Linked DNA regions of Homo sapiens: region 1 is linked to region 2. A link is an interaction called in ENCODE POLR2A ChIA-PET data of the cell type or tissue named here. Cell type or tissue: Panc1. All regions are shown on one strand. Region 1 overlaps NR2C1 (nuclear receptor subfamily 2 group C member 1). Region 2 overlaps FGD6 (FYVE, RhoGEF and PH domain containing 6).

What was found. ChIA-PET counts read pairs that join two places held together with the same protein. Peaks named below come from ENCODE experiments on the same cell type or tissue, not always from the same donor. Only the 100,000 strongest peaks of a DNase experiment are listed, where the experiment ranks them.
Region 1: POLR2A ChIA-PET joins it to region 2 with 6 read pairs; 4 of 35 experiments call an interaction of 5 or more read pairs at or near these places.

What each region holds. Positions count from the first base shown.
Region 1 is chr12:95,046,274-95,051,273 of GRCh38, forward strand. It overlaps NR2C1 (nuclear receptor subfamily 2 group C member 1), which reads right to left. Exons shown (of 14, transcript NM_003297.4): 9 at 2,795-2,960. Among named protein-coding and RNA genes, the nearest start is that of NR2C1, 25 kb to the right of the region's middle. In Panc1, no CTCF peak of the experiment used is centred here; no DNase peak of the experiment used is centred here.
Region 2 is chr12:95,096,568-95,101,567 of GRCh38, forward strand. All of the region lies in intron 14 of FGD6 (FYVE, RhoGEF and PH domain containing 6), which reads right to left. It also overlaps the pseudogene LOC100287148. Among named protein-coding and RNA genes, the nearest start is that of NR2C1, 25 kb to the left of the region's middle. In Panc1, no CTCF peak of the experiment used is centred here; no DNase peak of the experiment used is centred here; H3K27ac peaks cover 847 bases.

The DNA.
Region 1 (5,000 bases), 50 kb before region 2:
TCCACCAAATGAGAATAAAAATTCTAACCCTACCAGGTATGGTGGGTTACACTTGTAATCCCAGCACTTCGGGAGGCCGAAGTGAGAGGATCACTTGAGGCCAGGAGTATAAGATAAGCCTGGACAACAAAGTGAGATCCCATCTCTACACAAAAATTTTTTAAATTAGCTGGGTGTGGTGGCACATGCCTGTGGTCTCAGCAACATGAAAGACTGAAGCAGGAGAATCCCTTGAGCCCAGGAGGTCGAGGCTGCAGTGAGCTGTGATTATGCCACTGCGCTCCAGCCTGGGTGAGAGTGAGACCCTATCTCACAAAGAAAAAAAAAATTAAAAATTCTAACCTCAGCTTATGTGGTGAGGCCCAAAGGAAACAGTGTATGTGAAAATATGCTGCAAACTACAGTGTACATAGAAATGCAACAGAGGAACAAAATGCTATTCAGCTCAGCAAGTAAGAAAGGACTGAGTTGTTTGATTACAGATGTAAGGTCTTGAAACCCATGATCAGAAAACTTCAATGTGAGAACCATGAAATTACCAGACTCTAGGAGCTAAGCAGGGAAATCACTGAAAAGTCAAACATTTGACTTCACAAGGCTGTAAGACTCCGAGAAAGATGAAGTGGTCCTTTTCAGGAGAGTAAGAAACTTTATAGTGCTGACTGTGAGGATACTTAGGAAGACAAAGATGGGAATGACAAAAGCCAATCCTAAGAAGAAAAAAAAGTTGTAATTTGCCAAATTCTTCTGTCCAAAACATTTCAAGCAATCAAAAACTTTGAGGACCAACATTAACAATAAACAGGTAAACTACCCCTACTTTCTAAAGAGCACTCTGGTCCTTTTCCCTCACAATGGGTCCTGTTCCTACATCTGTCTCATTTCATCCTTCCTCCCATTTAAATCCAAAGCAGAACATAAACCTAAGAAAACAAAAGAGTATCTTTTATTTAGAATACGAAAGAACAATGGGAAAAATCAAGTTTTGCCTTGCTCCACCCTTGTCCATAAATCTTACCATAATTTTTTAGAATGATACTGATTATTCCAATTACTTTTTCTTATAGCACTCATAAAAAATTTTCCTGTAGAGTGTAGAAAAAAAATTTCTAATTTTTTCCATGTAAATTATCTTTGGTAAAATTTTACATAAAAATTGGCTTCACTGATATATTTTATTGACTACATCAAATTACACTATTTTAAGCCACTGAGTTTTCTCTGTGGCTATTTCTACCAAGTCAAATTTTATAGATACAAATATTACTTTGCACTCATAACTTCTACTGGTATACATATTTATTTGATAGCTGTACATATTCTCCTAAAAAAATCCATGGAATTTTATAATCTATAGTAAAAGTATGAGCAGTCACCCTCAGGTATTCCAAGACTGCTATATATTGCTAAGTGAAATCTATATGCATTCAATCCCTTTGCATACATCTTGCTAAGAGTATCCACAGCTGAGTGGTTAAAATGGAAGAGTCAAAACAACAGGATCGTAATGTAAGGTCTCCACAGTGAGCATGGCTATAACTCTGTCCAAGCATTATTTGAATGACAAATAGTAGAAAGTGATTTTCTAGTCTTCTACATGTATTATTTCTAGTATTCTGCATGTATTGTTTCTGTCATAAATAAATTAGGTTGGTGAAAAAGTAATTGCAGCCTTAAAAGTAATGGCAAAACCCACAATTATTTATGGGAACAAAATAAATTATAAATGTACCTTCTCCAAAATGGCTAAAAAGTGTAAGTTAAAAACTAAAAGTTAAAATATATTAAATAATTTGTATCTTTTTAAATTTTATTATGTAATTTTAATTTATAATAGAGATGAGGTCTCGGCATGTTGCCCAGGCTGGTCTCCAACTCCTGGACTCATGCAATCCTCTGGCCTCAGCCTCCCAAAGTACTGCGATGACAGGTGGGAGCAGCTGCACCTGGCCAATTTGTATCTTATAATAATGCTGGAAGCCAGCTAATTAAGATGATACATAACAAATGGAGCTCTTTGTAGTTACTATGGTAAGAGCAAACTATCTGGGTCTTATTGATTACGATATAGTAGTAGCTAGGCATTGAACAAAAGCAGTCCATTCAACACATCATGAATGCCAATACTTAAAGTTTAACAAAATGTGCTGAAAAGTTATAAAAGCTAACTTTTAAACGCAATAACTGCTATTATAACTGACTTAACAGGATGCTTTATTACGCCATTATCTTATCTACATAAGGCTTTAGCCTCCTGCATAGATGCACACTAACATGCCCAGCTTATTCAGTATCTTGATAAACAGAAGAGAAAAGCCTAAAGACATTTTGTTTCTATATGCAGATGAGTTTTTTTTTTTTTTTTTTTGAGACAGAGTTTTGCTCTTGTTGCCCAGGCTGGAGTGCAATGGCGTGATCTCGGTTCACCATAACCTCCGCCTCCCGAGTTCAATCGATTGTCCTGCCTCAGCCTCCCGAGTAGCTGGGATTACAGGCATGCACCATCACACCTGGCTGATTTTGTATTTTTAGTAGAGACAGGGTTTCTCCATGTTGGTCAGGCTGGTCTCGAACTCCTGACCTCAGGTGATCTGCCCACCTTGGCCTCCCAAAATGCCAGGATTACAGGCATAAGCCACTGTGCCTGGCCCAGATGAGTGTTTTAGCTGCTGTTCTGAAATTCTATCAGGGATATTTCTGACTTTAAAAGCACAACAAACATACTTTGATTTTTGAAAGGTAGATCAAAATCAAGCAACACAACATACAAGTTAAAAAAAACATATAGAAATACCCTGAAAGCTACATGTGAATCGCTGAGAAGTGGCCCCTCTTTTTCGGTGTAATTTATGCTTGAATCTCCAGTGATTAGGTGTACACTTCCTTCCATGCCCGCTACTGAGCTCTGGCAGGCTGTGCTCTCTCCAGGATTCAATGCTTTTGCAAGAGTGTCAAATGCCCTGTATGAAGACATCAGAAGCTATGAGCTTGACCAAACACCGCAATAAAATAACAATTCTACATAGGATTCTGGAATTAAGATTTAAGCCTAAAAAACTGGCCAGGCTGGTCTAGAACTCAAGTGATATGCCCGCCTCAGCCTTCCAAAGTGCTGGGATTACAGGTATAAGCCACATGCCTGGCCTAAAGTCTCTTTTTAAAATCTTGCATAATTAAGGGGGAGAAGCATCTTCATATTTTCATATAATAATATGTTTTTAAAAGTTATATATTTTATCGCTTGAGTCCAGGAGGGCAGGGCTGCAGTGAGCTATGATCACACCACTGTACTCCAGCCTGGGTGACACAGCAAGACCCTGTCTCAATTAAACGAAATTCTTTTCAATTAATTATTTTTTAAGAACATTATATGTATGATATATATATATATGATACTACAAGACTATCAGCCTATTTATTTTGTATACAAAAGTTACTTAGAACAAGGGTAAGAACTTATGTCAACTTTATTATACACAGTACAATAGGTCTTAAATTTTATTTAAAAATTCAGAAAACATTTTACTCATGTTTATTTTTGAAACACATTCTCCCTGTGTCAGCAAGGCTGGAGTGCAGTGGCATGATCATGGCTCACTGTAATCCTGAACTCCTGGGTTCAAGCAAGCGATCCTCCCACCTCAACCTCCCGAGCAGCTGGGACTACATGTGCGCACCACCATGCTCAGCTAATTTTTAAATTATCTGTAGAAACTGGGCCTCACTATGTTGCTAAGGCTGGTCTCCCAACTCCTGGACTCAAGCAATCCTGCCACCTTGGCCTCCCAAAGTGCTGAGATTACAGGCATGAGCTACTGCACCCGGGCAGAGAGTATTTTAAAATGTGTGGTCACATAGCTAAATCTAAACTGTAACAATTTGATATTAGAATAATAACAAACTAATGTTAGCAAATAATTACTCAAAATAGTTCCCCATATTTTTCAATAAGCCTCCTAGAGTTTCTTAAAATCTCATGTTCAACAAAGTATTACTTATTGTGACTCTTAAATGTAGTTTATTCAGTATATATATTATGTTTTGTTGTTGTTTGAGACAGACTCTCGTTTTGTCGCCCAGGCTAGAGTACAGTGGCGTGACCTCGGCTCACTGCAACCTCCATCTCTGGGGTTCAAGCGGTTCTCCTGCCTCAGCCTACCAAGTAGCTGGGATTACAGGCATGCGCCACCACACCCAGCTAATTTTTTCATTTTTAGTAGAGATGGGGTTTCACCATGTTGGCCAGGCTGGTCTCAAACTCCTGACCTCAGGTGATCCACCCCTCTCGGCCTCCTAAAGTGGTAGGATTACAGGCATACGCCACCGTGCCCGGCCAATTCAGCGTATTTTTATCATATCTTTTTTTTTCCTTTAGAGATGGGGTCTAGTTGCCGGTTGACTCAAAATCCCAGGCTGAAGTGATCTTCCCGCCTCAGCCTCCTATACACTAATGTGTTCAGCTTATTCAATATTTTAAATGATAAACGCAGTGTAGGAAAACCCTGAATAAACTGTTTCTATATCCTAAGCATTAATATTTACAGAATAAAAAACAGAATTCTGATACTACTTTCTTCAACTGTAACTTAAAACTGTAGTTGATTAAACTAAACCTTTTACATTAATTTTCATCACTAGAAATTGAGGAGCAGGATCAATATGATTGCCTAGAAAGACAAGTGTTTCGCTCTCCATACACATCTTCATCTTTAGAAGAAAAAATTCCTAGGTTTTAAGACCACATTTCTAATCTTCTAATATTCACTTACTGATTTTGTCATTTAGAATATAACCTTTCATAATGAATGCAGGTTTTCAGTGAAAACTTACTATGCCTTAAATTTTCTAAGTGAAAATAGAAATGTAGGTTAAGCATTCCTAATACTAAAATCCAAAATGCTCTAAAATCAGAAACTTTTTGAGCACCAACATGATGCCACAAGTGGAAATTTCACACCTGACCTCTCATGATGGGTTGCAGTCAAAAAGCAGGTGTATTA
Region 2 (5,000 bases):
CAGCCAACTCTGCTAAATGCTTAGCAAATGTCACCATGTCTCACCCTCAGAGCTTCCCCATGGAATACACATTGGATCTTACACCCCTTGCCCCCAACTACAACATCATCACCCACCTTCACCATTTACAGGTAAGGAAACTGAGAATTAGTAATGTTTGATAATTTGCTTTATAGACAACAGACTAAGTGATGAGCTGTTATTAAACCCAAGTGTAGTTAAGGACTGGACCTCTCACCACCAGGTCATTGCTAGCCTCTGCTCATGTTCTCTGCAGAACTACATGATGAGAATACATGCTCAGGGTTCCAAGCAAACATTCATAAAACATTACCATCTCTCCCTCCCTCCCCGGCTCCTCACCAGAAGAGTAACAGAAAGCAGAGAGGCAGATGGTAAATTTGAGAATTGCTGTTGGATTCTTCTGGAGCCCGGGGAGCATGTGGAATGTGATTCAACTGTGTAAATCATGTCACATATGCTGTTCTTTCATTTAATCATTCCTGGCTCTCTCCTGTGTGGGGTTCTGCCAAGACAATGTTTACCAGCTCTTGATAACACATTTCTCACAGACCACACACATTTGCCCGCAGCATCCAGTGGAGATATTCTAGTCTCCTTTTGTAACATGATTAGCAGAAGAATCAGCATCTTCTTCAAACTGAAAAACTGTTAAGTCAAGTATTATTTTCTTTATAGAATGTGTATAGTACAAGAAAGCAAATTTGTGTCAAGTAAGTACCACTTTCCCAATGACTGGGATGAATTGCCAAGGGTTAAAAACCTGGCCGGGCGTGGTGGCTCATGCCCGTAATCCCAGCACTTTGGGAGGCCGAGGAGGGTGGATCACCTGACGTCAGGAGTTCGAGACCAGCCTGGCCAACATGTGAAAACCCTGTCTCTACTAAAAATACAAAAATTAGCCAGGCATGGCGGTGCGCACCTGTAGTCATTGCTACTCAGGAGGCTGAGGCAGGAGAATCACCTGAACCTGGGAGGTGGTGGTTGCAGTGAGCTGAGATTGTGCCACTGCACTCCAGCCTGGGCAACAAGTGAGACTCTGTCTCAAAAAAAAAAAAAAAAAAAAAAAAAGACCATGCCACACCATTTACTACATGGACTAACTGCAGGATGCTTCTCTGAGGTTCAAAGGCCACATCACTTTGATTTGTGAGTAACGCTGTGAGTAACATTCACTGGGAGCCTACTAAGCCAGGACCTAAGCCAAGAACTGGGCACACAAAATATACCTCACTTGTAAGGATGCACACTGAATTGAGGTGAAACATGTATTAACATATGATATGACAAATGTAGATAAATAACATAGAAGTAGTAAATTACCTTATGTAAGTAGCAGGGATGGCTCTGCAAAGGTGATGACAAAGTTAGGACTTAAAGAGTTACAGGAGTTTGGCAGGGAACTCTCTGTGTACCCTCATTCAGTCTGCCAGCCGTGGTCATCTCTAAGCTAATGGTGCCCAAATATATGTCTCTGGCCCCTACTTCCCTCTGAAATCCAGATCCTTACAGAAACTGCCCCTTGATGGCTGCATTTGGATGTTGCATATGCACCTCACATTCCATATGCACACCTGAAACTCAACTCCCAATTTCTCCCCTAAAGCTGTTCCTCTCCCAGTGCTCCCTGTCACAGTGCATGGCACCATCTCCCAATTCATAGTATATGCTGGAGTCTCCTCTGAAGAACTCCTCTTATACCCTGTGTCCAATCAGTCCCCTCCTTTAGGCCACCTCCCAAACCAGATTCCATGCAGCAGCCGGATACTCTTTAAAAAATGCCAATCTGATCACATCATTCCCTTGTATAAGCCTTTCAGCGGTTTCCTGTGGCTCTTAGGCTAAAGACCAAATCCCACAAGATGGTTCTGCACCATCTAAGTCACCTGTCCCTCCAGGCTTATCCTGGGTCATTCTCTTCCTCATTCTTGAGCTCGTGCCACACTGACCTTCCAATTCTCTGAATATGTCATGCCCCTTCTCACCTAAGGACCTTTGTACACAGTGCTCCTAATGACCAGGAGGCTCTTCCTTTTTCCTCTTTGCCCCTCTGACTCCTACTTATCTTTCCTAAGTCAATATAAACAGCAGGGTTTGTAGGAAAGAGGCTGCCCTCTCTCCCCCATTGCAGTTTAAGGTCCTTTGCTTTACAGCCTCCTAGCCCCTGGTACTTTTTCTGTGCACCATTTAATCACCACAATACTTAATTGTGTTAATATTTGCTAAGTGCGTGTCCTCCTCCATGGAATGTCAGCTCAGTGAAGGAAGGGCCCTTTTAATTTTTTTTTTTTTTTTTTTTGAGACGGAGTCTCGCTCTGTTGCCTAGGTTGGAGTGTAGTGGTGCGATCTCGGCTCACTGTAACTTCTGCCTCCCAAGTTCAAGCAATTCTCCTGCCTCAGCCTCCAGAGTAGCTGGGATTACAGGCGTGTGCCACTATGCCCAGCTAATTTTTATATTTTAATGTAAAATATTAAACGGGGTTTCACCATGTTGGCCAGGCTGGTCTTGAACTCCTGACCTTAAGTGGTCCGCCTGCCTTGGCCTCTGAAAGTGTTGGGATTATAGGCGTGAGCCACTGCACCTGACTTGACCCTTTTAATTTTTAATCCACTGTGTCCCGATGCGCAGCACAATGCCTGGCCCAAGGTAGAGGCTCCATATTCCTTACTGAACGAAGGGATGAACTGCAGGTGGAGGTAACACCTGTGGAAGGCAGATGGCTGTGGAGTTGTCTGGCATGCATGGAGTCACACGCAGATCCGTGCTGATGGAGCATGCAGTGTGTTGGTGGGAAGAGATGGAGAGACTCCTTACCCACTTTAATATGGGATGCAGTACCTGCCTAACTGGTTGGAGGAATCTGGAAGGAGAGCATGGCATACCGATGACATTCAATATGCCTTAGCTCTCTTTCCCTCATGCCAGCTTGATCCTCCCTTGGAAATTTATTTTTCCTTTATCAAGAACTTTTCAGTTCAATGATTTCCCCTGCAGAGCCCACATTCAGCCCATTAGTAATCCTATTGGGTTTTTTTCTGATTCATACCATTGTTCATCACTTTAACCCAAGACACACCATCATCTGCTGGGCACTCACTACCTGGCTGCCCAACTTCTACTGTAGTCTCCTGATGGTCTGTCTTCTACAAAGAAGCCGGTGTGATCTTTCACAAACATAAATTAGATATTATCACTTAGCTGAAAACTCTTAAAAATTCAATGACCTTACTATGGGTGGCCCCTAACTCTTGCCCCTAAACTGTAACTCACATTTAATCTCCCCTGGTACTAGGGGAGTACTAGGCTCTCCCCGGAGTACTAGGCTCTACCTATATTGGAATTCTTGCTGTTTCTTTAACATACTATACCCTTTCCTGCCTCCCTGGTATGTCTTTTGTTCCTGCTGTTCCTTCCATCTGGGATTTGCTTCTGGTCTCTGATGCTCCTCAGAGATAACTTTTCTGATCCCCCCCCCCCCCACCCCATATAAGTTCTTGACCTCATCACTTTCTATCTGCTCAGCCTACTTTATTCTTCTTTATAACATTGAATACTCCAAATTATTTCTATGTGCATAGATATAAATAAACCTGATTATTATGTATCTCCCACTTTAGAATAAAAGCTTATCCTTAAGGACAGGGATTGCACACCCCCAGCTCCTGGACAGGGTAGGTGATGCCCAGTAAACATTTGTTAATGGTTGATAGCAGACAATCGCCTTCCCTCATAGCTCTCCATATGCCAGTCTCCAAACAATGACTTTCTCTCATCACTAAAGTTAGTTTGACTCAGCAATGATTGCTCTCAGTTATCACTGCTTATCACTAAGCCCCAGACTACTAACAAAAGCACAAACAGGACTGCCCAGACCAGCTGGCTGCTTGCTGCCGTGGCTACACTGTCTCGCCCACCATGTCACTACTGCTGCCATCCACAAGGCTCCCAACTCGGAGGCTAATCGCACTGTTGGCTGTATCTGTTCCCACGACTTTCTAGGAGACTCCTGTGGCATTCTTTTTTCCCACCCTTGGGACTCTAAACCAGTGTGCACTATGGAGCTTGGCAGAGCTGCAAAGCTGGCACCAGAATTCACCAAGAGCAATGTGAAGTTGACTGCCCTTGCAACAGACAGTGCTGAGGACCATCTTGCCTGGAGCAAGGATATCAATGCTTACAATAGTGATGAGCGAACAGAAAAATGCCCTTTTCCCAACATTGATGGTAAGGATCAGGACCTTGCCGTCTTGTTGGGCATGCTGGATCCTCCTGAGTTGGAAGAAAAGGGAATGGGTGTCAGAGCTTATGGTGTTTATTTTTGCTCCTGACAAGAAACTGAAGCTGTCTACCCAGCTACCACTGGCAGGAACTTGGATGAGATTCACGGGGTAGTTATCTCTCTCCAGCTGACAGCGGAAGAGAGGTTGCCACCTTGATTGATAAGAAGAATGGAAATAGTTATGTTGCTGGGCATGGTGGCTCACGGCTGTAATCCCAGCACTTTGGGAGGCCAAGGTGAGTGGATCACTTGAGGTCAGGAGTTCAAGACCAGCCTGGCCAACATGGTGAAACCCCATCTCTACTAAAAATACAAAAAAAAAAAAAAAATTAGCCGGGCATGGCGGCGCACCCCTGTAGTCCCAGTGACTCGGAAGGCTAGGGCAGAAGAATTGCTCGAACCCGGGAGGTGGAGGTTGCAGTGAGCCAAGATCGCGTCACTGCACTCCTGGGCAACAGAGCGAGACTCTGTCACAAAAAAGAAAAAAGTCACAGAAATATAAATCTTGATCAGAGCTGTTCATTACACCTGTCTGGTACTGATCTGGAAATCATGAACATCCAGATATTCACCTAACAACCAAGGAAAGAAACATTCACTATAATTTCTTGAATGATTTAATCTTAATAAAATAGATTACTGTTTTTCACCAAGGCTCATTTTTACTTGGGAAATAGAAGTGCAATTAAAACTTGACTT